Regions from separate parts of the Homo sapiens genome. Here all the other regions are linked to region 3. A link is an interaction called in ENCODE POLR2A ChIA-PET data of the cell type or tissue named here. Cell type or tissue: Caco-2. All regions are shown on one strand. Region 1 overlaps JMJD1C (jumonji domain containing 1C). Region 2 overlaps REEP3 (receptor accessory protein 3). Region 3 has its middle 15 kb from the start of JMJD1C.

Region 1 (8,000 bases), 230 kb before region 3:
TAAGAGAATTGGACTTTCTATTTATTTATTTTGAGAGAGAATCTCACTTTCTATCTGCAGTGCCCCTCCCAGCAATCTGCCCAGGACCACACTTTCCCACCAACTTATGGTTTCTACAACACTGGAAAAAGTAAGATCAAGGTGGACAACCAGCTTCCCTACCACCTGGGGTTTTCTGGCAGGAGATCTATCCCTGCCTCAACTGACAGGAAGCATCAGGAACACCCAAAGGGAGAAATATCCCTGAGGACAGCCAGAAACAAAGGAAGCAGAGAAGGACTACCATCCCCAGTCCTGGAAACTCTGCTCCATAAATTAGACAAAGGAGATGCCATATCAGAGTGGCAGTTCAGCAGCACCATGCTGTGGAGATTAGTTCCACAGGTACCCGAGGCACAAACCCCTAGCTAGTCTTCGCACTACCAGGATATTCTCCACTTTGGGACCACTGCAATTTGGGACTCCTGGCACTCCTGACTGTTTACTAGAACCAAGGCAAATCTGGGCTTAAGATGTCATTTAGTGCCGAAAAGGAGGCAGCAAACTACTGGGGAAAACAAGAAAGGTAAATTATTTAAAAAGTCTAAGCAAAAATATCTAATTAAAGCCAAAACACGCCAGTCAGAGAAGTCTAGAATAACCAATCCTTCAATGCAAAGACATAGACATACATCCAAAAGAAACAACAGCAAACAGGGAATCATGACATACCCAAATAAAGCAAGAAAACAGTGATTGACCCTAACAAGGTGGCACTGTGTGAACTCTTAAATGAAAAATTCAAAACAGCTGTTTTAAGAAAACAGAGTGATCTCCAAGATAACACAGAAAAGCAATTCATAAATTTATCAAAATCAGCCGGGGTGGTGGTGCGCACCTATCGTCCTCAAGAGACTGAGGCTGCAGTGAGCTACAATCACGCCACTGCATTCCACATCACCCTGGGTGACAGAGCAACACTCCTTCTCTTAAAAAAAAAGGGGGGGGGAGGGGGGAGAACAATTAAAAGAAATTAAGGCTGGGTGCGGTGGCTCACGCCTGTAATCCCAGCACTTTGGGAGGCCAAGGCAGCCGGATCACTTGTGGTCAGGAGTTCGAGACCAGCCTGACCAACATGGTGAAACCCCACTTCTACTAAAAATACAAAAAGTAGCTGGGCATGGTGGCAGGTGCCTGTAATCCTAGCTATTCGGGAGGCTGAGGCATGAGAACCTGAACCCAAGAGGTGGAGCTTGCAGTGAGCAGAGATCGTGCCACTGCACTCCAGCCTGGGCAACAGAGTGAGACTCTGTCTCAAAAAAAAAAAAAAAAAAAAAAAAGAGAGATTAAAAAAAATTATGAGAGAAATTTAACAAAGAGATTGAAATAACAATTTTTTAAAACCAAATAAAAACCTTAGAATTGAGAAACATATTTTCTGAGCCAAATATTTCATTAGAGGCTGTATTATTAGTCTGTTTTCACACGGCTGATAAAGATATACCCCAGACTGGGCAATTTACAAAAGAAAAAGATTTAATAGACTTACAGTTCCACATGGCTAGGGAGGCCTCACAATTATGGCAGAAGGCAAGGAGGAGCAAGTCATGTTTCACATGGATAGCAGCAGGCAAAGAGAGGGAGCTTCTGCAGGGGAACTCTTTTTTTTTTTTTTTTTTTTTGAGATGAAGTCTTGCTCTTGTCCCCCAGGCTGGACTGCAGTGGCGGGATCTCAGCTCACTGCAATCTCTGCCTCCCAGGTTCAAGCAATTCTCCTGCCTCAGCCTCCCAAGTAGCTGGGATTACAGGCACCTGCCACCACGCCTGGCTAATTTTTGTATTTTTAGTAGAGAGGAGGTTTCACCATGTTGGCCAGGCTGGTCTCGAACTCTTGACCTCAGGTGATCCTCCTGCCTTGGCCTCCCAAAGTGCTGGGATTACAGGCGTGAGCCACCAGCCCGGCCGGGAACTCCTCTCTTTAAAGCCATCAGATCTCGTGAGACTTATTCACTATCACAAGAACAGACACACTCCAGTGATTCAATCACCTCCCACTGGGACCCTCCCAGGACATGTGGGAACTGTGGGAGTTACAATTCAAGATGAGATTTGGGTGGGGACACATGCAAACATATCAGAGACTTTCAACAACAGAATGAAGAGAGGAAAGAATCAGTGAGCTCAAAGATAGGCTATTTAAGAATCCTGTCAGAGAAGAAAAAAACAACAATGAAAAGAAATGAAGATAACCTAAAAGACATATACAAAATTACCTAAAAAGACCAAATCTAAGAATTATTGGTATTTAAGAGGAAGTGGAGAAACAGCAGAAAGTGGAAAGCAATAATAACAGAAAACTTTTCAAAACTTGAGAAGGAGATAAAATCCAGGTAAAGGAAGGTCAGACATACCAAACAGATGTGACCCAAATAAGACTACCCCAAGGCATATATAATAATCAGACTCTCAAAAGGTCAAAAACGAAGAGAGGATCCTAAAAGAAGCATGAGAAAAGTAAAAACATAGAGATTCAATTTGGCTCCCAACAGACTTCTCAATGGAAATCATACAGGTAAGAAGGGAGGGCGACAACATTTTCAAAGTGATGAAAATAAAAATAAAAAACAAAACAAAACAAAAACACTGACATGCAAGAATACTGTCTCTAGCAAAGCTATACTTCAAATAAAATGGAGAGAGAATTTTTTTTTCCTAAGAAACAAAACCTGAGAGAATTTATCACCACCAGACTCATCTTACAGGAATGTAAGATATAAGTTCTTCAATCAGAAAGAAAAACAAATAATGTACAAAAAAGAAAATATTTAAAAATATAAAAGCTACTGGTAAAATCAAATACACAGACAATACAATGCCATGAAACAAGCCTCAACAAATTCAAAAAAGCGAAAATCATACGGCAAACTGTCTTTTCTGACCACAACAGAATAAACCTAGAAATCAGTAGCAAGGGAAACCTCTGAAAACACACAAATACATGGAAATTAAACAACATGCTCCTGAACAACGAATAGGTCAATAAAGAAACTTAATTAAATTTTTTTTAATTTCTTGAAAAAAATGAAAACCAAACACAAAATCTACGGGATTTGGCAAAAGCGATACTAAGAGGAAAGTTTACAGCAATAAACATCTATATTTAAAAAGTAGACTTCAAATATACAACGCAACAATGCACTCCAAGGAACTACAAAAGAACAAACTAAATCCAAAATTAGTAGTAAGAGGGACATAATAAAAGTGAGAACGGAAATAAACTGAGACAAAAAAAACAAAAACAAAAACAAAAAAACAAAAAACAGAAGAAAATTTTAAAAAAATGAAAAGCTGGATTTTGAAAAGATAGATAAAATCAATAAATATTTAGCTAGACTGAGGAAAAAAAGGAGAAGACCCAAATAAATTAGAAATGGAAAAAAAAGATATAGCTGAGACCTCAGAAATACAAAGACTCATTAGAGACTACTATCAACAACTATACAAGCTAACAAATTGAAAAACCCAGAAAAATGGATAAATTCATGGACACACAACCTACCAAAATTGAACCAGGAAAGAAAAGAAAACCTCAACAAACCAGTAACAAATAATGGAATCAAAGCCTTAATTAAAAATCTCCCAGCCAGGCATGGTGGCTCAAACCTGTAATCCCAACACTTTGAAAGGACAAAGAAGGTGGATCACTTGAGCCCAGGAGTTCAAGACCAGCCTGGCCAACATGGTGAAACCCTGCCTCTACAAAACATACAAAATGTATGGTTGTGCATGCCTGTAGTCCCAGCTACTTGGAGGTTGAGGCAGGAGAATTGCTTGGGCCAGAGAGGCGAAGACTGCAGTGAGCCAAGACTGAGCCACCGCACACCAGCCTGGGTGACAGAGCCAAAAAAAAAAAAAAAAAAAGAAACAAAAACCTTGCATCTTTTCCCATTTCTTTTCCAAAGAAAAGTCCAGGATCTAATGACTTTACTACTGAATTCTATATGAATCATACTCAAATGCATAAAACAAAACAAAACAAAACAAAACAAACAAAGAAGAGGAGGGAATACTTCCAAACTCATTCCTTGAGGCCAGTATTACCCAGACACAACAAAAAAAGGAAACTATAGGCCTGGTACAGTGGCTCATGACTGTAATCCTAGCACTGTGGGAAGCCGAGGTAGTGGATCACTTAAGGTCAGGAGTCTGAGACCAGCCTGGCCAACATGGTGAAACCCTGTCTCTACTAAAAATACAGAAATTAGCTGGGTGTGGTGGCGGGCGCCTGTATCCCAGCCACTCAGGACGCTGAAGCAGTATATTTTACCACAATTAAACATTTTTATTAAAAAATTTAGCAGAAGGCCAGGCACGGTGTTTCACACCTGTAATCCCAGCACTTTGGGAGGCCGAGGCAGGTGGATCACAAGGTCAGGAGATCGAGACCAGCCTGACCAACATGGTGGTCAAGTTGCTAACACAGGGAAGTTTTTCAAACCCCAAAGAAAAAGCAACCAACATGGTGAAACCCTGTCTCTACTAAAAATACAAAAATTAGCTGGGCGTGGTGGCAGGTGCCTGTAAACCCAGCTACCCCGGAAGCCGAGGCAGGAGAATCACTTGAATCCGGGAGGCAGAGGTTGCAGTGAGCTCAGATTGTGCCACTGTACTCCAGCCTGGGCAACAGAATGAGACCTCATCTCAATAGATAGATAAATAAATAAATAAATAAATAAATAAATAAATAAATGACAGGGAATAATGATGGACACTGTTGAATATGTGGGAAAAGGGGAACCTGTACGCTGTTGGTGGAAATGTAAATTAGTAGCGTTATTGTGAAAAACAACATGGAAACTTCTCAGAAAACTAAAAATATAACTATGATCCAGCAGTTCCACTACTGGATATACATCCAAAAGAAATAAAATCAATATATCAAAGAGATAGCTGCATTTCTATGTTTACTGCAGCACTATACACAATAGCCAAAATATGGACTCCACCTAAGTGCTCATCAATGGACGAATGATATAGGAAATGTGGTATACGTACATAATGAATATTGTCCTGGCCATAAAAAGAATGAAAACTTGTTATGTGCCACAACATGGATGGAAGTGGAGGTTATTACGTTAAATGAAATAAGCGAAGGACAGGAAGACAAATGATCACATGTTGTCACTGATATGTGGGAGGTTAACAAGTGGATGCTTGGCCAGGAGTGGTGGCTCACGCCTGTAATCCCAGCACTTTGGGAGGCCAAGGCGGGTGGATCACCTGAGGTCAGGAGTTCAAGACCAGACTGACCAGCATGATAAAACCCTGTCTCTACTAAAAATACAAAAATTAGCTGGACATGGTGGTAAGCGCCTGTAATCCCAGCTACTCAGAAGGCTGAGGCAGGAGAATCGTTTGAACCTGGGAGGCAGAGGTTGCAGTCAGGTGAGGTTGCACCATTGCACTTCAGCCTGGGTGACACAGTGAGACTCCGTCTCAAGAAAAAACAAAACAACAACAACAAAAAGCAGATGCTTAAAGATAGACAGTAGATTGGTGGTTACCAGAGACCTGTTAGGGTTGGGGGAGGGAGGATGAAAAGAGTTTGATTAATGGATATAAATATACAATTCAACAGAATAAATAAGACCTATGGTTTATAGATCAGTAGGGTGACTATACAGCACAACAATCTATTGTGTATTTCCAAATAGGTGGAAGAGAATAATTTGTTTATGGCATAAAGAAAAGATAAATATTGGGCCGGGCACAGTGGATCATGCCTGTAATCCCAGCACTTTGGGAGGCCAAGGCAGGCAGATCACAAGGTCAGGAGTTCCAGACCAGCCTGTCCAATAAGGTGAAACCCCGTCTCTACTAAAAAATACAAAAATTAGCCAGGCGTGGTGGCGTGCGCCTGTAGTCCCAACTACTCGGGAGGCTGAGGCAGGAGAATCGCTTTAATCCGGGAGGCAGAGTTCGCACTGGGCCAAGATTGCACCACTGCATTCTAGCCTGGGCTACAGAGTGAGACTCCATCTTAAAAAAAAAAAAAGAAAAAAGAAAAAGACAAGACAAATATTTAAGGTGTTGGACATCCCAATTACAATGATTTGATCTTTAGAAATTATATAAATGTATTAAATTATCACATGTACCCCCCAATACATGTACATCTATTATGTATTGATAATTTTTCTTTTTTTTTAAGAGACAGGGTTTCCCTCTGTTACCTAGGCTGGTGTGCAATCGCATAATCATAGCTCACTACAGCCCCTTCAACTCCTGGGGCACAAGTGATCCTCCTGCCTCAGTTTTCCAGGTAGCTGAGACTACAGCCACACACCAAAATTAGCCATGCCTGGCTGATTTTATTTTTTTGTAGAAACAGGGTCTTGCTATGTTGCCCAGGCTAGTCTTGAACTCTTGGCCTCAAGTGATCCTCCTGCTTTGGCTCTTAAAGTGGTAGGATTATAGGCTTAAGCCACTGCACCAAGCCAAAAGAATTTTTAAATATAAATACAGATAAGTACGTATATTTATAGACAAGACAAGATGAGGAAAAGATACCTTGGAAGTGATCAAGACTAATAAAAACAAATCAGCAGTTCAACGCTCATTTATAGTGCTGGTAGTGGGTATCACTAATTAACTGCACACTCTTACTTAGCCAGGGTAGAGCCTCACAATGCTTCCCAACACTAACATGCCAAGCAGATGCTACCAACTGATGTAAAATTTCCTGACTGATATATATGCAATAAATATTAAGAAAAATTCTTAACACTAGGTTTTGTTAAACACTGGAAGGAACTGTTAATATGTGATGGAACTTAATGACCTTGAAAAACGATATGGATGTGCGATGAGAGAAACAGTTAGAAACTCATCCTTTGGAGGTGGGTTAGGTATGGTATTTTTGCTTTTATTTTTGTTTTTAAGGGAGAGTATCTCACTCCGTTACCCTGGCTTGAGTGCAGTGGCACAATCATAGCTCACTGCAGCCTCGATCTCCTGGGCTCAAGCAATCCTCCCACCTCAGCCTCCCAAGTAGCTGGGACTACAGGTGCATGGCACCACATGTGGCTAAATTTTTATTTTTATTTTTAGAGACAGGGTCTCGTTATGTTGCCCAGGCTAATATCAAACTCCTAGCCTCAAGTGATCCTCCTGTCTCAGCCTCCCAAAGCACTAGGATTACAAGCATAAGCCACCATAACCAGCCTAGGCATGAGCCACCACAACTAGCCTAGGTATTGCGTTTTTCAAGTCCACATACTGGATGTTTTGGGCCTTTTGGCTTGAAGACTTTACATATACAAAGAGATCTCATATATCGTGTTGTTGATTCATCCTTGTTATACAGAATTCAACATTTACAAAAATGGCTATTCCATAAATGGCAAATGGGAAAAGGGCTGTCAATTGGGAATTAGTTCCATATATTGTACTGGACTCTCAGGCAAAGAACATCTGAAAAAGCACTGGGTATTTTTGTTGTTATTGTGATTTTTTACTAAAATAAATGCATTGCATTTATTTTAAAAATACCTTATTACTTTACACAACTGACAGATACATTGGAATATATTAGTATTCCTATTTAAGTGCAAATGTGAAAGATTCCTCATTTATAATTAACAACTTTTATTAAATAACTAGGTCTAGACAGCTAAGAATACTTGAGTGAAGCAATCTGAAGAAGATATTAGAAGAATTTGATCTGGAATTAGACTGGACTGAAAGGAGATTGTGGACAGCCAGGAGAAAACACCATAGTATCTAAAGACTCAGGAGGAAGCAGAACTATTATAACCATTCAGAAAGGAAAGACAGATACTATACTTTCTCATATTTAGGATGCTGAAAGCACCTGGTATGCCACATAAATACTTTGCTGTCTGTTGCCCACTTCTTCGTCAACTTGGCAAGATTATTTTAAAGGCTTCCACTTGGGTGGCTGAGGTGGGCGGATCACAAGGTCAGGAGTTCAAGACCAGCCTGGCCAACATGGTAAAACC
Region 2 (8,000 bases), 99 kb after region 3:
CTCCTGTCTCAGCCTCCTGAGTAGCTGGGATTACAGGCATGTGCCACCAGGCCCAGCTAATTTTGTATTTTTAGTAGAGAAAGGGTTTCTCCATGTTGGTCAGGCTGGTCTTGAACTACCGACCTCAGGTGATCCGCCTGCCTTGGCCTCCCAAAGTGCTGGGATTACAGGTGTGAGCCACTGTGCCTGGCCGGACATTTTCTTCTTTCTACATAGTCTTTCGTTTGAATTCTGTTTTACATTTGTTTCAGCTTCTGTTTTTCATGTATAATTTCCTCAAATGTTGGATGATCTCGGGTTCTCTGCTCATTTTTTAGGATAATAATGAAAAGCTGCCTGGAGCTCTGTGCCCATGAAAGGGCTTATTGAACGTGATCTTCACTGTAGAGTGATCTGACTAGACTATAGAATATTTTCCTGTGGCTGCCATAAGGACGTACCACAAGCAGTGTGGATTAAAACAACAGAAATGTATTGTCTCACAATTTCTGGAGGCTTGAAGTCCTTAATTTCATAATCAAGATGTTGACTGGGCCACACTCCCTCAGAAACCTGTTGAGGAGAATCATTCCTTGTGAATTCCTAGCTGCTGATTGTTGCCAGCACTTCAGTCTACCTCCACACTCTACCTCCATTGTCACATAGGACTCGCCCCTCATGTCTCTGTGTGTCTATTTTGCCTCTTCATCTTAAAAAGACACCAGTCACATAACTTCATTTAACTACATCTTCAATGACCCTGTTTCCAAATAAGGTCACGTTCTGAGGGATTGGGGTTTAGGACTGTGTGTTAGTCAGCTTGTGTTGCCATAACAAAAACCATGGACTGATTGACTTGAACAACAGGAATTATTTTTTCACAGTTCTGGAGACTGGAAGTCCAAAATCAAGTTGCTGCCAGGGTTGGTTTCCTGTGAGGGCTCTTTTCCTGGCTTGTAAGGCAGCCACCCTCCCATATGTCATCACATGGTCTTTCTGATGTGTGCACATGGAGAGAAATATTCCTCTTTTTCCTTTTCATATAAAGACACCAGCCCTATAGTAGGGCTTCACCCTGTGACCTCATTTAACCTTAATTACCACCATAAAGGCCCTAACTCCAAATATAGACACATTTGAAGTTAGAACTTCAACCTGTGAATTTTGGGAAAACCTAATTCAGTCTAGAGCAGATCTTAACACATCTGTTTTGGGAACACCATTCAACCCATAACAACCATTTCTTGGAAAGTTATCAATGTCTATATCTTTAGGTATTTTCTCTTGTGCCAGTCAGATTCTTCAGAGAAGACTCTTCCATTCTGAAAGGTACTTGTTTACCAGCATCCTACTAGGAGAATAAGGCTTGGGGGCGCTCAACATTCAGTTTATAAACTTTTACTCGATCCCTATTAGCCCCACTCTCAGTTGTGCTGGAGATTTGCAAATCCAGAAACCCTCTGATTCACCCCTTTCCAGAGAATAAACATAAGGGTTTCCCTGGGGAAGGAGGGACATTGACAGGCTTCTGGAATGAGAAGGTATCTTGGAGTCTCTCTCCTCCTTAAGCAGATGTACAGCCATCCTTCCTAACTTTAGCACCCCTGTCCTTTTTGTTTTGTTAGACAGGGTCTTGCTGTGTTGCCCAGGATGGAGTGCAGTGGTGCCATCATAGCTCACTGCAAGCTCCACCTCCTGGGTTCATGCGATCCTCCCTCCTTGGCCTCCCCAGTAGCTGCGACTACAGGCACATGGCACCACATCTGGCTATTTTTCTTTTCTTTTTTCTTTTTTTCTTTTTTTTCCTTTTAAGTAGGAAAAAAAAGCTGTTCTTGAGCTCCCGGGTCCAAGCTATCCATCCACCTGGGCCTCAGAAATTGCCAGGATTGTTAGGCATGAACCACTGCACCCAGCCTCTGTAACCCTTTTGACCAGGAATTTTGCCACCATTTCTTTTGGCGAGCTCTGCAGTGTAGAGTTAAGTTGCTTCTCAGTTTTTCCCCCTGCCAGCTTGCTGTTCAGTTTTCTCAGGTCTCCTAACTCAGTTACTACTCATCCATTTCCTTCCTGGTTCCAAAATTCTTATGTTCTCTTCTATATTCTTCTGAGCTTATGCTGTCTTTAAAAATCACTTTACTGTTGTTTTAATATTTGTAGAGGGAGTGGAACTGAATATGTATATTCAGTTTACCATCTTTACCCAAATTTCCAAATTGACTTTGTGAGTGGGATACTTGCAGTTGAGTTACTCTGTGGTATGTATGTATGTATGTATTTATGTATGTATTTATTTATTTAAAGTCGGAGTCTTGCTCTGTCACCCAGGCTAGAGTGCAATGGTGTGATCTCAGCTCAGTGCAACCTCCACCTCGCAGGTTCAAGCGATTCTCTTGCCTCAGCCTCCCGAGTAGCTGGGATTACAGGCACCTGCCACCACACCCAGCTAATTTTTGTATTTTTAGTAGAGACGGGGTTTCACCATGTTGGCCAGGCTGGTCTCAAACTCCTGACCTCGTGATCCGCCTGCCTCAGCCTCCCAAAGTGCTGGGATTACAGGCGTGGGCCACAGCGCCCACCCGATTTACTCTATAATATTAAGTAAGACTTATTATACCCTTAACATTGGTTTTTAAATGTGTTCACTTAGGAAATAGATTTAAAGTAATATATGGCCGGGCATGGTAGCTCACACCTATATCTCAGCACTTTGGGAGGCCGAGGTGGATGGATCAATCGCTTGAGTCCAGGAGTTTGAGACCAGCCAGGGCAACTTGGTAAAACCCCGTCTCTACCAAAAAAATACAAAAATTATCCAGGTGTGATGGTACACGCCTGTAGTCCCAGCCACTTGAGAGGTTGATGTGGGAGGATCGCTCAAGCATAGCAGTTCAAGGCTTCAGTGAGCCAAGATCATGCCACTGCACTCCACCATGGGCAAGAGAGCAAGACCCTGTCTCGAAACATAAAAATAAAAATAAAGTAATACATACTGTCGTTTTTTCAATGCTTGAAAATAACTTTAACATTTAATTGTAGCTGACATACACTGAATTCATGTGTGCTTACTTAAATTAGGTTATTATTTCTTTATAAACCTAATTTTTCATATGTCATGTTTACTATTTTATATGTAATATATACAGCATATCACTTCACTGGTAAAGTAACTGGTACTGTTATAATCATCAAGTGTTTTATATTCTTCACTATGTGTTTTTTTTTGGGGGGGGGGAGATGGAGTCTCTCTCTGTCACCCAGGCTAGAGTGCAATGGCGCATCTCAGCTCACTGCAACCTCTGTCTCCCTGGTTCAAGCAGTTCTCCTGCCTCAGCCTCCCGAGTAGCTAGGTTTACGGTCACCCACCACCACGCCCAGATAATTTTGTATTCTTAGTAGAGATGGGGTTTCACCATGTTAGCCAGGCTGATCTCAAACTCCTCACCTCAAGTGATCTCCCCACTTCAACCTCCCAAAGTACTGGGATTACAGTCCTGAGCCACCACACCGGGCCCTTCATTGTGTTTTCTAAAAACAATTTCTGATCACCTGGGGATTATTACAACAGATCTAACTTTAGGAAAGTAAGTATTAAATTTGAATAAGATTATATAATAGGGGGATTTAAATTAAATGCCTAACAGAGTTTCATCCAAAATTTTAGAATGTGAATTCAAGGAACTCTTGACCCTTCTGAAGTAAATTGAAAGCATTTCCACAGTGTTCACACTAGGATGTAGCTAGCCAACTCACAGCTGCCTGTCCTCTTTTAGCTTCCAATGAAAATGCTTTGGAAAACATACACATAGAAAAAGAAATTCTCACAGTAATACTTAAACCTAAGAGGCTAAGCAATCAGGCTTTTGCTAAAATCTAGGAAGAATGTTACCAACTGTAGTGCCAATGGAAATGGATTTTTTAAACCATTTTAAATGGGACTGAAACAGTTGTTTCCATTAAAGGAAATGTTGCTAAGAAGTAAGTTGGAGGGAGGCCTAGCCACCCCCACCCTAATCCCTAGTGATGGAATAGTTTAAAACCATAAAAGCTACAATAACCAGAAAACTCAACTGCTACCACCCTCACTGCAGGGAGACCTGAATTCAGAGGCAGCCAGTGTTTGCCTTCCCTTTTTCAGAAAACATAGCCTCACTACTTTGAAGAAAATACCAGTAATTTCCACACAGGAGAAATAATCATTGACTATAAGAGAAATCAACAATGTAGTAATAAACTAATTATAAAAAATTGAAATGATAGTAATATATATCATAATTTATATTCTTGACTATAATAGCTGGTTTTCGTTGTTGTTGTTGTTGTTGTTGTTTTGAGGTGGGGGGGTGGTATTGCTCTGTCGCCCAGGCTGGAGTGCAGTGGTGTGGTCAAACTCACCACAGCCTCAACCTCCTGGGCTTCAGCTATCCTCCAACTTCAGCCTCCTCAGTAGCTGGGACTCCAGATGTGTGCCACCACGCCCATCTAATTTTTGAATTTTTTCTAGAGACGGGGGTCTCACTATGTTGCCTAGGCTGGTCTCAAACTCCTAGATTCAAGTGACCTTCCCACTTCAGCTTCTCAGAGTGCTGGAATTACAGGTGTGAGCCACTGCATCCAGCTATAATAGCTTTAAAAGACTATTTTGAAAAGGAAGGAAGAAAAATCAAAAGAATCTGTAAGAAATGTAGCATGAATAAAGCAATATAAGAGCAAAAAATAAAAACAAAATCAGGTAAATTAGTGTATCTAGGAGTTTCTTTGAATAAGTTTAATAAGATAAACACTTGAAATAACTAAGGTATAGGGTAAGATAGAAAAGGACTGAAAAAAATGAAAAACAAGAAAAGAGTTTAAGCAAGCAGTACTAAATTTAAGTGACATAGAAAATATTAAACTACCTATAATTTTTATTAAAAAATGGGCCAGGCACAATGGCTCATGCCCGTAATCCCAGCACTTTGGGAGGCCAAGGCAGGAGGATCATTTGAGCCCAGCAGACCAGCCTGGGTAACATAGCAAGACCCTACCTCTACAAAAAAAATAAAAATAGCCGGGCATAGAGACATGTGCCTACAGTGCCAGCTGCTTGGGAGACTAAAACAAGAGAATCACCTGAGCCCAGGAGGCTGAGGCTGCAGTGAGCTGGGATTATGCAACTGCACTCCAGCCTGGGGGACAGAGTGAGACCCTGCCTCTAAACAAATTAAAAAGAGTATTTTCTAATAATATCAGATAGACCTATTTTTTCCTTTTCAGCTAAAGATTATATTATTTATGCAATGACATTTCCCCTTTCACACAATACTGGGATCTGTCTTTGGAATACCCAGACATGTACATCATCTTTCCATTATGTAATTTTAAAAATATAGTGCTTTACCAACTACAGCTGTAATAATCAGATTGTCAACCAGATTGCCATCACACCGTGAAAGGTCCTCCTAAAAATATAAAAGCTAGAGCTATTCCTGAAGATTGTAGCTAAATACATAAAATAAAATCACTCTCCAAAACGTCATAACTTTAAAAGCACCCAAAATGTAATGGAAATGTAAAATGATAAAGTTTTTTTGAAAAACTATAAAAAAATTAAAATGCATTGAAATGTATTATACAAATATTTACCTTAAATTTTGTCTCTTGGCTACGTGTGGCAACTCACGCCTGTAATCCCAGCACTTTGGGAGGCTGAGGTAGGAGGATTGCTTGAGCCCAGGAGTTTGAGACTAACCTGGGCAACATAGCAAGACTCTGTCTCTACAGAAAATAAGGAAAAATTAGCTGGGCGTGGTGGCATGTGCCTATAGTCCCAGCTACTCAGGAGGCTGAGGGAGGAAGATCGCTTGAGCCCAAGAGTTCCATGCTGCAGTGAGCTATGATTGTGCCACTGCATTCTAGCCTGGGTGACAGAGCAAGACCCTGTATTTAAAAAAAAAAAAAACTCTTGCTATTAGAAGAGAGTTTTTAAATTGTATTTTTAAAAATTCTTTTATCTGCTCAATTGTTAGCTATGAACAGTGCCTCTGAGAAGTATGCTAAAGGTTCAGCTCCTTTTTTTTTTTTTTAGCTTTTTGGTATTTTTCTTTTAAATGATGATGTGCCCAAACAGTATTATGAAACTAAGGGTACATTTTAAATGTTTACACTGAACAGATTATCTCACAATACCAAGTTTGTCTTTTCTCTAAACCCAAGGCTCTTACATTCTCTTCGGAAATGGCACCACCTTCCTCTAGTTGATATTGTCAGAACATGCACAGCACAGCCTCTCACTGCAGTGCTTCTCAAAATTTAATGATCATGCCAGTCCCCTGGGATTCTGCTAAAATGCAGATTCTGATTTAATAGTTCTGGCCTGAGCTTCAGATTCTGCATTTCCAACAGGCTTCCAGGTGATGCCAGTGCAGCTAGTCTGTAGACCACAGTTCACATCACAAAGATTCTGTGCATGTCCTCAACTCTGGTTACATATCAAAACCACTGGAGGAGCTTGACTTTTAAACATCTGTCTGCCCTCTCTCTGCACCTTGTGATAATGAGGCCTCAGAATCTATATAACTGTTTGTAATCACCACATGATTCCTATCCACAGCCAAGTTGAAAACCACTGATTAAGCAGTATATTATTTTATTGTGGCACTCAGGCAACCCTTCACTACACCTTTACTACACTGTGTGCTTTTAAAAACATATATGTTGATGTAAACGAATAGTTGATTTTAGAAACATCTTATGTAAATTGATTGATTAACAACTTGGAATATATTATAGAAAAATAATATTTTAGTAAAATTAACTATAAGATACAATTAGGGGAGTAAGGCTATTGAGTAGGACTTCCTCCTAGTTTCCATTTTTTGTGGCTGGCTCTAGACCAAATGTCTCCGTCAGTGAAGTGTCCCTTTATAATCACCCACCCTTCTTTCATAGCTTTCTGCAGCCTCTGTGTACCTGTTTCCTTAGGCCTCCACTGTGGCACTCAGGCAGCCCCTCTTTACCCATGTATCCTGTATTCTGTGCTCCGTTACTTGCTGCCCTCCCACTATCTCCCACTCACCTAAATGTGAACTTTCTCTCTGTGTGGTTGATTGCACATGCCTTTGAAGAGAAGTAATTTGATAACACAGGTTTGTTCTCGGTCATGATGGAGATTTTGTCTTCCTGGAGTTTTTTTTCTTTTTTGTTTTGAGATGGAGTCTCGCTCTGCCACCCAGGCTGGAGTGCAGTGGCACGATCTCAGCTCACTGCAACCTCCGCCTCCCGGGTTCACGCCATTCTCCTGCCTCAGCCTCTGCCTCCCAAGTAGCTGGGACTACAGGCGCCCACCACCACACCCAGCTAATTTTTTGTATTTTTAGTAGAGACGGAGTTTCACTGTGTTAGCCAGGATGGTGTTGATCACCTGACCTCATGATCCGCCCACCTCAGCCTCCCAAAGTGCTGGGACTACAGGCGTCAGCCACGGTGCCTGGCCCCCGGAGTTTTTTTTCTATCAGTCTTTGCTTTCTCAGGAAGACCATGTGGTCCTACTATTATAAGGGCCAGTTCTTGACATTTAAATACTTACTGTATGTTTAAAGTATGCTGTCAAACCTACTATAAAGCAACAGTAGTATATAGGGGCTGTTATGTTCCCTAAAGAATGGAATTTTTCATTTACTAAGTCAGCCATAGCCTTGCCAGACACCTAGAGAATGAAGCATCTCTTTTGGTGGCTCGGTTAATGTCCTTTGTGGAAGGAGCCAGATGGAGTCGACTGTGTGAAGTTAGATAAGGCCTAGGTGCCTAAGAAGTGGGACCAAGACCAAGAGAAAGAAGGAAGTAGGATGACAGTTTGGTATGGGAACTAAGATAACCAGTAGGATGGCTGTGTAGTCCAGTCTATATTTGAATAGTCTTTTTTCCCATGCTAAAATCCCGAGAAATTCTGTGTGGTCCTGTTAAAAGGGAACTGTGTCTCTTACAAATGCTTATTATCCCAAATAAATCAATAGAACTTTAAATAATATAAAAAGTGAAGTATG
Region 3 (8,000 bases):
GAGCAAAACCTTGTTTCTAAAATAAGTAGACAAACAAAATTTTAAAATTAAATTAAAAACATTTTTTAAAAGACCAGGCATGGTGGCTCACACCTGTAATCCCAGCACTTTGGGAGGGTGAGGCAAGAGGACCACTTGAGGCCAGCAGATCAAAGCTGCAGAAAGAAATCTCTAGACAAGGAAGAGGGGAAAATATGCAAACTAAAAGGAATGAGAGGGGTGACATCACTACAGATTCTACAAATATTAGAAGGATAAAAGAGAAAGTATAAAAAACTTTATACAAAAAATTCATCAATTTACATGAAACAGAAATTGCTAAGAGACACAAACTGTAGACCTCTCTCAAAAAGATATAGACTGAAGATCTAAATAAGTGGAGAGATATACCATGTCCATGCATCAGTATTAATAATATTCTAATAAGACTCAATAAGATTCTAATTCTCTCCAAATTGATCTGCAAATTTAAAGCAATCCCAATCAAAATGATGGTATTAATTTTTTTTTTGACACCGACAAGTTGATTCTAAACCCAAATAAGTTAAGATGAAGAAACTGGAACAGCCAAAACAATTTCAGAATGAAAAAATTGGAAGACTCTTTATATAAAATATGCTATCTTATATTAAGTCTTACTATATAGCTGCAGTAATCAACTCACCATAATGTTGGCAAAAAGATAGATATACATAGATGAACAGAACAAAATAAGAGAGTCCAGAAATAGACCCATACTTATATGGTCAATTGATTTTTCAATAAAGGTAAAAATGCAATTCAACAGAGAAAGGATGATCTCTTCAACAAATGGTGCCGGAACAATTTGTCATCCATATGTCAAAAAAAAAAAAAAAAACAACGAACCTTGACCCATACTTTGCAGCATATACTGAAACTAACTTAAAATGGAGCATAGATCTCAACGTAAAATATAAAGCTAAAAAACTTTCAGAAGAAAACAGGAGGAAACATTTTGTGACACTGGGATAGGCAAAAATTTCTCACCTGCAACACCAAAAGCAAGATTCATAAAACTAAAAATTAAACATAGTTAAAATTAAAAACTTCTGCTCTCCAAAGGTCACAGGGTGAGGTAAAATATTGGCAAAATGCATATCTGATAGAGGATTAATATCTAGAATATTTAAAGAACTTTCAAAACTCAATAATAAAAAAAACAAATTTTTAAAAATTGGGCAAAATATTTCAACAAATACATCACCAAATAAGATATGCAAGTGGCAAATAAGCACAAGAAAAGACACTCAACATCATTAATTATCAGGGAAATGCAAATTAAAACCACAATGAGATACCAAGTGTAAAGGAAGATAAGGAACAATCAGAACTCTCATACAGTGCTGACTGGAAGTGATTGCCACTTTGCAAAAGAGTTTCTAATAAAGTTAAACGTATACTTTTCATATGACCCAGTAAAGGAAGATGAGGAACAATCAGAACTCTCATACAGTGCTGACTGGAAGTGACTGCCACTTTGCAAAAGAGTTTCTAATAAAGTTAAACATATACTTTTCATATGACCCAGCAATCCCACTTTTAGGTATTTACCCAAGTGAAATAAAAACCTATGTTCATAAAAAAACCTACCTCTACACCCAAATGTACATAGCCGCTTTATTTGTAATTGCCAAACACTGCAAACAACCAAAAATGTCCCTCAAATGGGAAACAGGCAAACTATGGAGTGCTACTCAACAATAAATGAAATATTATACATGCAACAATATAGATATGGATGAAGCTCTGCGTTTGGCGAATCCTCAAAACCACCCTCAGAACTCACTAGAGAGACTCATAAAACTCAAAAGAAACATTATACTTTTGCTTACTGTTAATTACACTAAAATGACAACATTAAAATCAGCAAAGGGAAGAGGGGCATAGGAGACAGCAAGCACAAGCTTCCAGTTGTCCTCTCCCGGTGTAGTCATGCAGGCAGGGCTTATTTCTCCCAGCAACAACATATGCACAACATGCAGGAAATACTGGCAACCGGGAAGCTCACCTGAGGCTTAGTATTTAGGGTTTTTACTGGGGCTATTTGCATGGCTGACCTTAGTCTCCAGACCCCCCAGAGGTCAAGCTGATAACCACATGGTGCATACCTACAGTCCTAGCTAGTTGTGAAGCTGAGGCTGGAGGATCACTTGAGCCCAAGTGTTCAAGGTTACAGCGAGCTATGGATCCTGCCACTGCACTCCAACCTCCAACAGAATGAGACCCTGTCTCAAAAACAAATGAACAAAAACCACTAATAAAGAAAACTTTTTGGTCTTAATATAAGCAAGAATTGTTCTATTCCCTAGCAGGTGTTTTGTTTTTATCATATAGACACTGAATTATATCACTGACCCAATTTTCTTTCTATGTAGGCTGTTAGAACATTTTATGCTATACACTTTTTACGTATTATATAATTTTTTCAGCTTTTTGTTTCAAAAATTTTCAAACTTAATGAGAGAGAGAAAAAGAAGAATGAATACCCACATACCCTTCATGCAACAATACCAACAAATTGCCAATCTTATTTCTTCTCTTTTTTTTTTTTTTTGGCTGGAATGTTTTAAAGCAAATCCCAGATGTCGTATCATCTCACCCAGGAATAGTAAAGAAAGTATCATTATCCATTAAAGACTTTTCTTTAAAGTAACCCTACAATACCATTATCACATTTTACAAAATAAGCAATAATTCTTCAGTATCATCTAATAAGTAGTCCATACTCAAATGTCCTCAATTACCTCAAAAATGAAATTTTTGCCATTAGTTTGTGTAAACCAGAAACAAAACAAGAACCACACATTGCATCTGATTGATAAGTCTCTTTAAATCTCATTTAATCTCATTTAAGTCATTTGTCCTGGAGAATTTCCCATATCCTAAATTCAGCTAACTGTTCCCTCATGGTATTAATTTACTATTCTATTCCCCATATTTCCTGTAAAGTGGTAGTAAGATCTAGATCTAGAGACATGATTCAGTTTCAATTTTTTGGCAAAAATAGTCCATAATAGTCCATAGGTGATACATGTACTTTCCTAATCCATTACATTAGGACACACATAATGTCTTGTTGTCCCACTGAGAGTGACACAGAAATAGCAGAACTTCTTAAATTTAATGACATATGAGACCCAGATTTCTACTTTGAAAGATTCAGACAATAATGATCCCAGTAACCAAAAACAGGGAAGAGATTTTTGAGAAGACTAAATATTATCAGTGGATTTCTTTGGGTGATAGATTTGCCAAATATATATTTTTTAATTTGTTCCAGTTTTCTGATTTTCTAAATATGGTACTCTAGAATACCATTACAAAAAAGAATGAATATCTATTACTTTGACAATTTTTTTAAATCTTTAAAGAATTACACTATATAGTTAGTTGTAGTCCAGAGTTTGTCAAATGAGACAACAATGTTCTGTGGCCAATATAAAAGGTTTTGATCCTGTTGGAAAGGGTCCCATTTCACCAAGATGCAAATGACCTACAAAGCCCATCTTTTGCAACCCTGTGCGGGTCTCCTAAATACATTCGATGGGAGCACTAATGAATCCTCCAGAAACAGCCTAAACTATAGTTTGATTTTTTTTTTTTTTTGAGGCAGTCTCATTTTGCTACCCAGGCTTGAGTGCAGTGGTACAATCATAGCTCACTGTACTTCGAACTCCTTGGCTCAGGTGATCCTCCCACACTGGCCTCGCAAAGCACTGGGATCATAAGAATGACACACCACACCTGGCCTAAACTATAGTTTTATAAAGCCAACACAACTCCAGGGACTGGCACCCTAGAATGGCAGCAATGAAAGCTGTGAGCACAATGGTTACAGGACCAACGCATTTAAAGCTTCCTTCAGTGGATGTTATTGACAATTTAAAAGTACTATTGTAAAAAAAAAAAAAAAACTATTATTCATCACAGCCAGTTTGAATGCCTATAGATAGAGGCACCATTTCTGACAGAAAGCACTGTGGATGCAAACTTATTTTTGCTACATTGCTGTTATATCACTCAGTTAAAAAAAAAATGGAAATGGCAAATGAGAAAGCCCAGGACTCTGGCTATAACTACAAAGGAAGAAAAAGTTCCTTTTTGTGACTACCAACAACAGTCCTTTCCTTACTTTCATTCTATATCACAGGATATTAACTTTCTGGAGAAGAAATGGTAAGCATTTTCATCGCCTACCATATAATTCATATTTATATGTAAGAGAAATTATGTTTAACATAACCACATTATAGACTCATCAGAACTAAGTATCATTATTTGTAAATTTTACAAATGCCACTCATGTGTTGACATTATAAAATTAGGCTAATCATATCATAGACTGAATCCTCAAATGTTTTTACTAAATTCAACTTCTACCTGCTGAGAAACTATAAGTATTTTTCTTCAGGAACTAAATAGGATTTCCTTGTATTATAGGTACTGCTAATAAATGAAGTTCTCTTCTTTAGCTGATAAATAGCTGTAGAATGAAATAGTTTTTAAACTTTAGATAAAATTTTCAGATTTGAAAAATAATTGATCCCTTATAGTTTTTTAAAGTTCACTTGGAAATTACGGTGATATTAACAGAATATGACAATATGTACAAACACATTTATTGCAGATACCATATCTACTAGACAGAATATTTATATCTTTAAAATAGTGGACACATTTCCTTTTATGAAAAACTGATTTTTTTTTTTGCTTTTTTTTCCTTTTAAAAATATGAGCAGTAATCACATTGACTAAACAAACAGCCTTTCTTAATTCTGTGGCTTTGAGACTTCACTTAGAAGCTTTATTTAACAAAAGACATTTCTGAATAAACTACAGTCAATTATAGATTATCTAAATGTGGCTTATTAACTGTGTATTTTAAATGTCTTCTCCTGCCACCCAGAACATTTTTGGATCTCTTCCATAACCTCACTTAGTAGATACAAACACTTCTTTCAAAAATAAATTAATCTCCAGTTTATTCAGACCATTTTGAGGACTGAAAGAGGTAAAAATCAGGAGAGAAAACAAACCCCCAAAACAAGGTAGTAAGACACACAGGGAGGAAGAGACAAACAGGAGCTGGAGGAAGTGGAAGAGAGGAGAAGAGAACCTACGGCAGAGAAAGAACTGTAGGTTTCCCTTGGATTAAAGACTCTTCAAAGCTGCATGGAGAGGGAGGGAAATTCCAAGTTTTTGTTCTTTTACATCCTCATCTAGATGTATGACGAACTCACTGTACAGTACATTCCAAAGCTACAAGTACATTTCAAAATTATATGCCTTTCATTTTATTTTTGGCTATATAGTAAGTCCCCACTTAATGTTGTGGATAGGTTCTTGGAAACCGCAACTAAATGAAAGGAGTACAGAAGGTTCTCCAAAGTTGTTTCAATCAACCTCATTTCCTTACGACATTGATGAGGAAAAAAAAATTGGTTTCATTATACATTGTTTCACTTTTTAAGTAGACGTTTCCAAGAACTTACCAAGACATTAAGGACTTAACTATTCACTGATGTGTTCTAGAGACAAGTAAATAATCAGAAAGTACTTAAACATTCTTGGTTAAATGTCAGTATAATATTTTAATAATATTGTGGTTAAGACAGCAAATGAGCCAGGCATGGTGGCTGACACCTGTAATCCCAGCACTTTGGGAAGCTGAGGCAGGCGGATCACCTGAAGTCAGGAGTTCAAGACCAGCCTGGACAACATGGCGAAACCTAGTCTGTACTAAAAATACAAAACTTAGCTGGACACAGTGGCATACACCTGTAGTCCTAGCTACTCAGGAGGCTGAGGCAGGAGAATCGCTTGAACTCAGGAGGCCAAGGTAGCAGTGAGCTGACATCGCGCCACTGCACTCCAGCCTGGGTGATAGAGCAAGACTTCATCTCAAAAAAAAGAAAAAAAAGAGAGAGAGAGAGACCCCAAACTTGAGCTACATTGCCTGACTTCTAATCCTAGCTCCACCATTTACTAGCTGTGTTACCATGCAAATCACTTGATCTCTCTGTGCTTTCTTATCTATGAAATGGGAATAATTCCTATATAAAGAAGCTGCTGTGCGTGGGGATCACATAATGAACACATAATATATGCATAGAACATAGTTGAGCAAAGGAAGCACTCAATTAACTATTGCTAAGAAAGGTCAGTAACAGCCCGTTTGCTTTTTTAAGAAATCAATGAAATGCTTCCTAATTTTTGAAAAATTAAATCTGTAATTACTATGTATGGTTAATCTAATCAATCATGACCATTTTGAAAAATCTCCAAATAACTCTAGTCTAAATAATTATCATCATAAAGGAACTCATCTCAAATTATAACTATAAAATCTAATGTAAAGTAACTATATGTCAATCAAAATAGTCTTTAAAATTGGTCAACTGGATTGTTCATTATTCATCATGAAAACAAGTAATTATCTGAGAAATTTACTAATTTTAGTTCCTCCATGAAAACCAATAGAATTTCAAGAGGATAAAACACCATTGTCAGTTACAGATAAAGTATGATAGATTAAAACAATCCAGACATTTCTACAAAGTATTTACCACAAAACATACCATAACATTAGTTTCCAAGTGAGCGGTTGCATAAGTCTAGATCAGAAAGTCTTAGCCTTCGCACTAGTAACATTTTAGGAAACATAAGTTTTGGAGGGGGAGGCTATCCTCTGTGCATTTTAGGAAGCTGAGCAGCACCCCTGCCTCTGCGCATTAGATTTCAGCAGTACCTACCTCCCCAACTCTCACCCTCCATGTGACAACCAAATGTGTCTCCAGACATTGTCAAATGACAATTGCTCTACTTTGTGAGAAAATTTTTGTTTATAACAAAGTAGCATTATAATAACAACCAACTTTCTCCCATCCCTCCCCCTTTTGCCATTTTTTGAAAACTTCACAAAAAGATGGATTATCTTCCCCAAATGCATTTTAGTATCTTGATTATACTTGCAAATGATATTGCTGCTGGCATCTATTTTATACTTACCTGATTCTCTGCAGAACCCAAAATAATGTAATTCATTTCTCAATAATGTATGTATACATTTTAACTGTGATTCATTTTTAATTTGTCCTTTCTTCATTAGGATTAAAAATTTTAATATCTTAAACCAGACACATTATGTTGCCAATCACTAGCACAGTACTTCAGTAAATGCACTAATACTTCTCAGCATGTCATAACTACTAAGCCTCTAATAAGCATTTAGCATGAATTATATCATTTAGTCCTAACAATAATCTGAATACATATTATCTCTACTTTTTCAGGTGAGGAAACTGAAGCTAAGAAAGAATAACATGCCTAAGTTATGAACATGACTTCACAGTGATAGGAAGTGACAGAACCAGGACTGGATTGCAAGCTTCCAAAGGCAGTGTTTATATTCACTAGCTGGGCATGGTGGCTCACTCCTGTAATCCCAGCACCTTGGGATGGATGGATGGATGGATGGATGGATGGATGGATGGATGGATGGATGGATAGATAGATAGATAGATAGATAGATAGATAGATAAGATAGATAGATAAGACAGACAGATAAAAATAAAAAAATTCACAACACCAGAATGATCCTAAGAACCACCATTTCAAAAACTCATAATGGACTTCGTATTTTTTGAGATCATACTGCTTTCCTCATTGAATAATTTTCAGTATGTAACTTCTAGTGTATGTAACTTTTCCAAATATATCCCTTTTCACGCTATTTATACCCTCCCACTTCAGAGCAAGCACAGCACTTATTTGAACTTCAATAGTGGCCTTTGTGATAGGATAATTTGTAGCTGAACTTGAGATTTTGTTAAAAAAATGGAGTTGAAAACATAAGATCTTGATGATCAAACCAATAAAAGCAGTGACAACCCTACTTTTACTGTCTCTTAACTTAAAAAAAAAGGCAAGAATAGATGTTTTACTGTCTCTTAACTTAAAAAAAATTGGCACTATCCATG

What was found. Peaks named below come from ENCODE experiments on the same cell type or tissue, not always from the same donor. Only the 100,000 strongest peaks of a DNase experiment are listed, where the experiment ranks them.
Region 1: POLR2A ChIA-PET joins it to region 3 with 5 read pairs; 3 of 35 experiments call an interaction of 5 or more read pairs at or near these places.
Region 2: POLR2A ChIA-PET joins it to region 3 with 6 read pairs; 3 of 35 experiments call an interaction of 5 or more read pairs at or near these places.

What each region holds. Positions count from the first base shown.
Region 1 is chr10:63,243,839-63,251,838 of GRCh38, forward strand. All of the region lies in intron 3 of JMJD1C (jumonji domain containing 1C), which reads right to left. Among named protein-coding and RNA genes, the nearest start is that of NRBF2, 110 kb to the left of the region's middle. In Caco-2, no CTCF peak of the experiment used is centred here; no DNase peak of the experiment used is centred here.
Region 2 is chr10:63,575,841-63,583,840 of GRCh38, forward strand. All of the region lies in intron 2 of REEP3 (receptor accessory protein 3), which reads left to right. Among named protein-coding and RNA genes, the nearest start is that of REEP3, 58 kb to the left of the region's middle. In Caco-2, no CTCF peak of the experiment used is centred here; no DNase peak of the experiment used is centred here.
Region 3 is chr10:63,476,712-63,484,711 of GRCh38, forward strand. It overlaps a transcript of JMJD1C not described here. Among named protein-coding and RNA genes, the nearest start is that of JMJD1C, 15 kb to the left of the region's middle. In Caco-2, no CTCF peak of the experiment used is centred here; a DNase peak (open chromatin) is centred at 3,725.